Linked DNA regions of Homo sapiens: region 1 is linked to region 2. A link is an interaction called in ENCODE POLR2A ChIA-PET data of the cell type or tissue named here. Cell type or tissue: HepG2. All regions are shown on one strand.

Region 1 (5,000 bases), 94 kb before region 2:
GCTTTGTTACAGCATCCCTGGAAGACTAGTAGAAGGTCAAGTAACTTAGCCAAAGTCACAGAGCTAGCACAAGGGAGAGATAGCACTGGGCATCTCTCAGTCCAGAGTCCATTCTCTTCCCCTGCTCTTCTGAGTCATGATGGCTGCGCAAGGACTACAAAGTAACAGGTACAGATGACAAAGTGACTCAGGAAGATCATTGAGAAGGAGCATGGCCTGGTGTGCTGGGAACACACAGGAAAGTGGTCCAAGGAACCTAGACAGCAAAGGAGAAGGGTTTCATATCTTGCCTCTACCCACTAAGGGCTGTGTGACCTTGGCCAATTTGTTCTTGCTTTCTGAACTACAGTTGTATTTTGTGTCAAATGGGAGTATTAGATTTCCCATGTCTCACTGAGCTGTATTAATGATCAAATAAGAGAATTACATGAAAGTATCTGTAGAGGAGGGCAGAGGGAGAGAACTGAATTTGCCTCATACAATATTACTGTGGTTGTTACATATTATCCTTGTTTTAGCTGCTAGGAATATACTATTATAGTAATGTGTCAATATTAGAGCATCAGTTTTCTTTCTTTTCTTTTCTTTTTTTTGAGATGGAGTCTCACTCTGTTACCCAGGCTGGAGTGCAGCAGTGCAATCTCAGCTCACTGTAACCTCTGCCTCCAAGGTTCAAGTGATTCTCATGCCTCAGCCTCCGGAGTAGCTGGGACTACAGGTGCTCGCCACCATGCCTGGCTAATTTTTGCATTTTTAGTAGAGACGGGGTTTTGCCGTGTTGGTCAGTCTGGTCTCGAACTCCTGACCTCAGGTGATCTGCCCACCTCAGCTTCTCAAAGTGCTGGGATTACAGGCGTGAGCTACCACGCCAGGCCTAGAGCATCAGTTTTCCATCCTACTTAAGTTACACGTATTTGGTTGCCAGAAATTCATGGAGACTACTAGGGCAGCCCATTATAAAGTCCTATCATCCAACTGCCTCTCAGAGCTAATGGCATCAATGCTAAGTCTAGCATCATAGACTCATTAAGTGACGGTGAGGATTAACGTAATAAAAATAGCTGGTATATGTTGCTTTTTATTATGTGGCAAGTTCTGTTCTAAATTACCTAAGTTTGATAACTCATTTATGACAATCCTAAGAACAACCCTATGAAGAAGAAACTATTATAATTCCTAGCTTACAGATGAAGAAACTGAAGTCCAGGGAGTTTAAGTAATTAGGCTAAAGTCACACAGCTGAGTAAGTGGGCGACTCAACATTCAAAGTAAGGTACATGAGCTCCTCAGTTGGACATAGATTGGAGAAGTGAGGCATCCAAGATGGCTTCAAGATATATATATATATATATTTTTTTTTTTTTTTTTTTTTTTGAGACGGAGTCTCACTGTCATGAAGACTGGAATGCAATGCCGCTATATCAGCTCACTGCAGCCTCCGCCTCCCAGATTCAAGTGATTCTCCTGCCTCAGTCTCCCGAGTAGCTGGGACTACAGGCGCGTGCCACCACGGCCAGCTAATTTTTGTATTTTTAGTAGAGACGGAGTTTGCCATGTTGGCCAGGCTGGTCTCGAACTCCTGACCTCAGGTGATCTACCTGCCTTGGCCTCCCAAAGTGCTGGGATTACAGGCGTGAGCCACCGCGCCCAGCCTGATGGCTTCAAGATTTTTGCTGGAGCAACCAAAGTAGCAAAATTGTCATTACTTATGATGAGAATAACTTCAGGAATTAATTTTTTTTTAGGGGAAGTCAGTTTGGACATGTTAAGTTTAAGCTGCCTTTTAGGTGTCCAAGGAGATGTCAGATAAGTCTAGTTATAAAGATTGGGAGCTGTTAGCATATACATGGTATCTAAAGCCCAGAGCCTGCTTAGATGTCCAGAGGGCATAGACAGAAAGCAAGAGACCCGAGAATGGAGTCCTAGGCATTCTAGTGTATATAGGTTGAGGTAAGAAGGAATCAGCTATAAGAGATAAAACAGAAGAATTAGGAGGATGACCAAGTGTTTTCCTGGAAAAACATAAAATGGCCAAGAAAGAGAAAGTGGTCAATTGTATCAAATGCTGCTGCTAGGTTGATTAAATCAGATGAGGACTGAAAATGACCTTTGGACTGAGCCATGAGGAGGGCATTGATAACCTTAAGTAGGGCAGTTTTGGGGGCTCAGGTTGGGAATACCTGGCTGGAGTGGGTCCAGGAGAGAACAGGAGGAGAGGAATTGAAGACAGTCATTTCTTTCTTAAAAAAAGGAAAATGAGAAATAGGAGGATAACTGAAAGAGAAAATGTCTTTTATTTTAGATTCTAATATGGGAGGAATAAAAGCTTATTTATAGGCAACAGGAATGATCTATTATACTAGGGAGGAGAACATAATGAATGAAGCGTGGGGGTGGGGATTTCTGGAGCAATATTCGTGAGGGGATAAAAGGGGACAAGATCTAGTGTCCAGGGAAAGGGGCTGGACTTAGCTAGAAGCATGGACAACTGCATAGACCCCATCAGTATAAATGCAGGCCGGCAGGTAGGTAGGTACATTGGTAGGGAAATGGTTAGGTTCTTTTCCAATTGCTTTAATGTTCTGGCACATTTACTAAGCTTCTACTCTGGGCTCACCGGTTGAAATTCAAAGCTCCTTCCCTTGTTCTACCATTGCTTTTCACTTTGATTTCAATAAAACCCACATCATCCAGTAATTATAGCTGCTTGTATATGTGTCTTTCTTCCCCATCAGCCTAAGAGCTGGAAGAAGGCAGATAATATGTCACGTTGTCTATTGCTCCCCAATACTTAGCCCAGTACCTGAGACACAGTAGGCGCTCAATATATATCTGATGAACTGAATTGAATCCAGTGTATTTGTTTCTCTATACTTGTGCCGGAAATTTGATTTCCTTGAGTCATAAGAACCTGCCAAGGTGCCGGGGGCGGTGGCTCACGCCTGTAATCCCAGCACTTTGGGAGGCCAAGGTGGGCGGATCACGAGGTCAGGAGATCGAAACCATCCTGGCTAACACGGTGAAACCCCGTCTCTACTAAAAATACAAAAATTATCTGGGTGTGGTGGCGCATGGCTGTAATCCCAGCTACTCAGGAAGTTGAGGCAGGAGAATTGCTTGAGCTAGGGAGTCAGAGATTGCAGTGAGCCGAGAATCGTGCCACTGCACTCCAGCCTGGCAACAGACCGAGATTCCGTCCCCAAAAAAAAAAAAAAAAGAACCTGCCAAGGTTATCTTTCATATGAACTTGTGGGCAAATGACTTGTGTTTTATCCAAACTATTGGGTTAACCATTATATTAGCTATTTATCACTGCATTTAATATTTATGAAAACTTGCAAGCTTTAATTATTTTTAAAAAGACTTGGACCTTAAGTGGGCCATGACAGTATCCTCAGAAAGATGACAATAAGTAAGAGGATACAACTTCCTTTATAATTGACAGATAGGGTTCCGTTTGTCCAATTACTTTTTTTTTAAAAGAAGAGATAAATTCACTGTAATGAATGTGCCATAATTGGAATCTATAGAGGTCTACCATTTGAATAAAAGGTGCTGGATGATCACCTCCTTAGAGGAACCATCTAAGGAGAAAAGGATATACAACCAAATGGGTGTGCATTGTGATAGAAAATGTCCCTCTCCACCTCCACTTAGTATTTTATTAAGACTTAGAAAAATTAGGCCGGGCACAGTGCCTCACACCTATAATCCCAGCACTTTGGGAGGCTGAGGCGGGCGGATCATCTGAGTCGGGAGTTTGAGACCAGCCTGACCAACATGGAGAAACCCCGTCTCTACTGAAAATACAAAAATTAGCCTGGCATGGTGGTGCAGACCTGTAATCCCAGCTACTCAGGAGGCTGATGTGAGAGAATCGCTTGAACCTGGGAAGCAGAGGTTGCGGGGAGCCGAGATCGTGCCATTGCATTCCAGCCTGGGCAACGGGCAACAAAAGCAAAACTCCGTCTCAAAAAAAAAAAAAAAGACTTAGAAAGGTTAAGGTCAACTGTATCAGCTGGGTCGAGCAATGTGAACAAAGTCTGTCAATGCTCTTTCAGCAGGAAATGCAGTATAGCATATTGTTTTAGACATAGACTCTGGACTTGGGCCTCTATCCTACCTCAAATGACTTAGTTTCCTCATCTATAAAATGACATGATGACACTGTCTACCTCATGGGGTTGTTATAAAATTTAAATGATTGATTGAATGTTTATAAAAGTCCCACACAATACCCAGAACATCAGTAGTTTTAGCCACTATAACTTACTTTAATAATAATAATAATATTTAATAATAATAATAACTTACTTTAATAATAATAGTAATACCTCCATAGTATTCTACTATGGGTCTTCCTTTTTGTTTTTCATCTGCTGGTACCTTTTTTCTTTTTGCTTAGTATACTTTCTTTTTCCTTTAATCCTGGCTTTTATTTTCTGCCTATCCTTTTTCCCATGTAGAAAAATCGATGGGACAACTGAGGAAGAAGATAACATTGAGCTGAATGAAGAAGGAAGGCCGGTGCAGACGTCCAGGCCAAGCCCCCCACTCTGCGACTGCCACTGCTGCGGCCTCCCCAAGCGTTACATCATTGCTATCATGAGTGGGCTGGGATTCTGCATTTCCTTTGGGATCCGGTGCAATCTTGGAGTTGCCATTGTGGAAATGGTCAACAATAGCACCGTATATGTTGATGGAAAACCGGAAATTCAGGTTGGTATCAGTCCATGGTGGAAGACTTTTCTTTTTGAGACAGGGTCTCGCTCGGTCTCCCAGGCTAGAGTACAGTGGCACGATCTTGGCTTACTGCAGCCCCAACCTGCCAGGTTGAAATTAACCTCCCATCTCAGCATCCTCCCATTTCAGCATCTCAGATAAGTAGCTCCTCCCATCTCAGCATCTCAGCATCTCAGCATCTCAGCATCTCAGATCAGTAGCTGAGACTACAATCCTGAGGAAACTGTTGACTGCAGCTGTGTCAATACTTTGCTCCT
Region 2 (5,000 bases):
GCACATTGCCTGGGGCATCCAGTTATCAGGGACACAGTGGTGAACAAGATAGGTGTAATCATCTATTTATGTTCCATATAGTGAGAGAGACATGAAACATGTCCATGTATGCTAAGTGGTGCTCAGTGCTTAGTGCTACAGGGTAAAATAAAGCAAGGTAAGAATGAGAAGAGAGGCCAGGTGCGGTGGCTTACGCCTGTAATTCCAGCACTTTGGGAGGCTGAGGCGGGAAGATCGCTTGAGCTTAGGAGTTTGAGACAAGCCTGGGCAACATAGCGAAACTCCATCTCTACTAAATACAAAAAATTAGCTGGGTGTGGCGGCACGTGCATGTAGTCTCAGCTACTCGGGAGGCCGAGGCAGGAGAACCGCTTGAACCCGAAATGCTGAGGTTGCAGTGAGCCAAGATCATGCCACTGCTCTCCAGCCTAGGTGATAGAGCCAGACTGTGTCTCCAAAAACAAACAAACAAAAAAAGGAATGAGAAATGAGAAGTGATATCCTGTACTGGGAAGAGAAATGGCATTGTATTTGGTGTGTCCAGGAAAGGCCTCTCTGGTAAGGTGAGTAGAAACCTGTAGCATGCAATGGAAGGTCTCTGGGCAAAAATCAATCCAGGCTATGGAACAGAAAGTACAGGGGCCCTGGGGAGAGAATGTGCTTTATGAGTTCAGAGAACAACAAGGAGGCCTCATGACCGGCGTGAGTGATAGATGAAGTTAGAGCTATGTTGGGATGGGGTAGGATTCAGGGTCATTTAGATCCTTGGGGTCACTGTAAGAAGTTTGGCCATTACTCTGAGAGAGATGAAAGCCTGTGGGGGTTTTGAGCAAAAGAACGACATGATCCTTTGGTTTTGGTAGGATCACTCTGGCTGCCATGCTGGGAACAAATGACAGAGTGCAAGCATGGAAATAAGGAGGCCACTTAGGAGGCCATGGCACAAACCCAGGTGCAAGAAACCTGGCATGGACCAGAGAGATGACAGTGGAGGTGGTGGGAAGGTATCAGATTCAATACATATATTGTGAAGGTAAAACTTAAACATTTTCTAATGGATTGATTGTGTGGTGTGAAGAGAAGAAAAATAATTGTTGAAATTTTTGAATGGGCTCTTATGTCATACCCAGCACTATGTGCTACACCACTGGAGATCCAAAAGGATGGGAAATACATGCCACCCTCAGGGAGTATCCAGTCCAGTGGGCAAATACGATTGTCAGTGTGAAGGCCCAGAGAAAATAATAACAGCTAACCCCTACACAGCACTTTCTGTGTGTCAGGTACCAGCGCTTTGCATAGATTAATTCATTAAATCCTTGCAATAACCTCATGAAATACATAGTAATTATATCTTTATTTTACAGATGGGGAAACTGAGACAGATGTTAAGGAAAAGCCTAAGGTCTAAGGTCACACAGCTTGTAAGTGGCAGAGCTGGGATTTGAACCCAGCCGGTCCAGCGCCACAGTCTGTGTCTTCAGTCATTGTCTCCATCTCTGCTGGAGAGAATGAAATCACAGTACAGGCTCTTATCATCCAAGAAGAAATGGGCTTGGTGTCACATAGAAGTCACACAGGAGTCCCTCAGGCAGCCCAGAGCTGCAGAGTGCAGTAAGTGTCAGTGCAAACTCTCTTCAAAAGAAAATGTACAGGCCTGGGGTGACCCTCTTCCTTGTGCCGAAGGGGCTGGAGGATGCACCATAGTACATTGGGAACCCCCAGAAGTAGGTAGGAAGTAGGAGCCTGTAGGACCTACAAAAATGCTATTTTATAAGAGAAGCAAAATATAACATTTCTAACAGGTTTGAATGTAGATCTTCTACTAGCTGACCTTGTGACGGGAAACAAATGACACACATCACAGATGGGAAATGCACACATCACATACACACACACACACACACACACACACAGGTGCATGTGCAGCCATGCTGCTTTGGGAAGTTGTTTCTCAGCTCACTCATTGATTGCGTTAACAAAGAGTTACACAATGCTTTTTCTGTGAGAGGCACTGTGCTAAGACAAAGGGTAGATACAAAGACAAGTCTGCTACCATGCCTGGTTTTTGTAAAAGAGATAAAACAAGTAGAAAACTATAATATATAAGGTCAGAGGATTTAAGGGACAGCAAGGAAACTACAAATAAAAGATCAAGGGAGTTGGGTGGGGAGAATAGGGGCAGATGAGGAATGGGGCTGGCTTCAGGGAGAACTCTGCTTCTGTTCCACGCCTGGAAGATGTGTGGGTGTGAAAAGAAAGTAACTGAGGTAGAAGGAAGAGCTTGTGCAAAAGTGTGGAGGCGGGAGAGCTTGGTACAGGTTGGCAGAGGTTGGGATGTCTGAAGGGACAGAATGTGAGAAAATCCTAGAGACATTAGGGCTAGATCTTCAGGTGTGGAAGGGGTTCTAAATGTCAAGCATTTTGTGTTCGTTTTTTAGGCATAGAGAGTGCATTGGGGATTTTCGATGAGGGGAGTGCCTAGCAAGTTGCTGGGTACATAGTAGGCTGATAATCAATCAATGATGGTTCAACTAATGAAGGAGAGAAATAATAATTGCCACAAATTATTGGGTGATTGCTATCTGCCACACACTTTTCTAAACATTTTCACTACTCATGTAATTCTCACCACAGCCCATGAGATGGTTTCTCCATATCCATTCTACAGATGAGGAAACTGAGACTCAGAGAGGCTAAGTGTCTTGCTCAAGGCTGTGACTAAAGAGTGGGCATCTAACCAGAGCCTGTGCTTCCACACTGCTGTGCAATTTGGAAAACAGAAGAAGGGGAGAGAAGAAAAAGGGGTTGTGGGACCAATGTCATCCAGAAAGGAAGCTATGATAGGCCCAAAGTAGGAGAAGAACAATGTGGGTTGGAAATAAGAGACATTCCAAAGATGCAATCAACCCAAATCTGTTATTATTTGATATGGGTGGCTGGGCAGAGGGAAGGGTCAAAAAGGCTCCCAGCTTCTAGTTCAGTCCCGGGGAAGTGATAGAGCTATTCAAAGAAGTTGTAGTGAGAGAGAGGGAAGATGACAGTTTGGTTTTAGTTGATGTGTACAGAAATACGGGTGCCCAGGAGCCCACAAAACGGCCAGAGGAGAAATGCTTTCAAAGGCAAGCTGCAGGGCTCCTTGGTTTTGTCACATTCCTCATTCTGGGGCTTTGCGGTTTTGTCTTGGGAATCTCGAGGCTCTCCCAAGGTTCCTTTCTATGTTTATATCATTTAGCAGGGAAGGATTGTTAATGACTAATCTGTGTCCATGAGGCACAGAGCCAAGGAAGAGATGCTGCTGCTAGCCCAGAAGGCCGCCTGTGATCATGCACAGTACACTGGAACTCTCTCCTCCTCCTCACCTCATTGTCTCCCCGACTTATCCTAATGCGAAATTGGATTCTGAGCATTTGTAGCAAAATCGCTGGGATCTGGAGAGGAAGACTCAGTCCAGAATCCTCCCAGGGCCTTGAAAGTCCATCTCTGACCCAAAACAATCCAAGTAAGTACCTAATTCCTTTGGGAGTGGGTTGTGTATCTCACAGCAACAGAGAAAAAATAGTCACTTAAAAGTTTCTCTTTGACATCTGTAATGTATGTCAATAAATGAATTCTAAGTTAGTAGAGTTTGATGTAAAGTCCTGAAAATTAAAAAAGAGAGAAACTAAAAAACAAAAAGAAGCAGAAGCAAAAGTTAATGAGTCTTAACAGTTGCTTACCTATTGAAAACTTATTTAGAAATACTCTTTTAACATTGTGGTCACCTGAGTAAATCACTGGAGATAGTGCATTTCAGAAATGTCTCCGTTCTGATTCCATAAACAATTTGACTTGTATAGTGTGCTATATTTTGGTGATTTATCAAATCTTGATGTGAGTTTGGGAGTATTGCTAATGTCAGATGACTTGGGAACTAAGAATAAGACATTTAACCTATGCTTAATTGAAATGAAATTTTTCCCTAGAAGAAGAGTAGGTGGAAAAAGTCTTCTTTCTTGACTTCAGTTGTAAACTCTTCTATTGCTTTCCATTTTGAATATTAATATGACAGGAAATATCAGATGGAAATATTTTTAAAAGATAGAAATGTGAGTATGACGAAGAACTTTAGTAATAAAATTGTCCAAGGACTAAATTTATAGATAAGATACCTCTTTGTCTCCTTATTGACAGAGTGAATGGGGCAACTGTGGAGCCTGACTTACTTCTTTTAATTGGGTTTTTATTCAGAAGGGAGGGGCAGGAGGGAATGACAAGTGACTCACCTTGAATTCTTCCTCTAAGAAACTCACACCTGAGCTTTGAGCTATAAAGAAATCTGATGCTGTTTCTGGTGCTGTCTTAGAATCACTTCAGGAGTATTGACAAGAGGGGTAGGAACCCTTAGAAATAATATTAGTGATAAATAAGAAGGCAGGAAGAAACTTTTGGAGGTGATGGATAGGTTTATGGTATAGATTGTGGTGATGATTTAATGAGTGTATGCCTATCCCCAGACTCATCAAAGTGTATACATGGAATATGTAAAGCTTTTATATGTCAGTCACACCTCAGTAAAGTGGTTTACCTATCTATCTATCTATCTATCTATCTATCTATCTAAATTTTTTTTTCTGTTCCTAAAAAAAGGAAGGGAGAAGAGAGGAAAAGATGTTCAGGGAGCTACCATTTTGTTTCTAGCTGTGATTTTATAAAATGATAGACACTTTTATCTTTGTGTTACGTTCCTACCCCCAGTCCTCCAAATTATGGATCTGTGCCATTTGTACCGTGGACTTTTCTGTTTTCTGAGGATGTTGCAACAAATACTGATGCAACTCCTGGTTAACTGATAAAGTACTGGCCAGGGACAAAGCTCTCTTGTCCTGAGACCCTTCCTCAAGATTTGCAGCAATTTCCCACCACGTACCTCTGCCCTCTCCTCACAGCTGGAGAGGGAAAGTCATGGAATCCTTGTCCTTCCTCTTGTTTCCACCTCTTCAAGATTGGGCCAATTGCAA

What was found. Peaks named below come from ENCODE experiments on the same cell type or tissue, not always from the same donor. Only the 100,000 strongest peaks of a DNase experiment are listed, where the experiment ranks them.
Region 1: POLR2A ChIA-PET joins it to region 2 with 5 read pairs; 2 of 35 experiments call an interaction of 5 or more read pairs at or near these places.

What each region holds. Positions count from the first base shown.
Region 1 is chr12:100,376,235-100,381,234 of GRCh38, forward strand. It overlaps SLC17A8 (solute carrier family 17 member 8), which reads left to right. Exons shown (of 12, transcript NM_139319.3): 2 at 4,467-4,719. Among named protein-coding and RNA genes, the nearest start is that of SLC17A8, 22 kb to the left of the region's middle. In HepG2, no CTCF peak of the experiment used is centred here; no DNase peak of the experiment used is centred here.
Region 2 is chr12:100,470,558-100,475,557 of GRCh38, forward strand. NR1H4 (nuclear receptor subfamily 1 group H member 4) reads left to right here and starts at 3,309. Exons shown (of 11, transcript NM_001206979.2): 1 at 3,309-3,502. In HepG2, no CTCF peak of the experiment used is centred here; DNase peaks (open chromatin) are centred at 1,984, 3,314 and 4,804; H3K4me3 peaks cover 2,067 bases.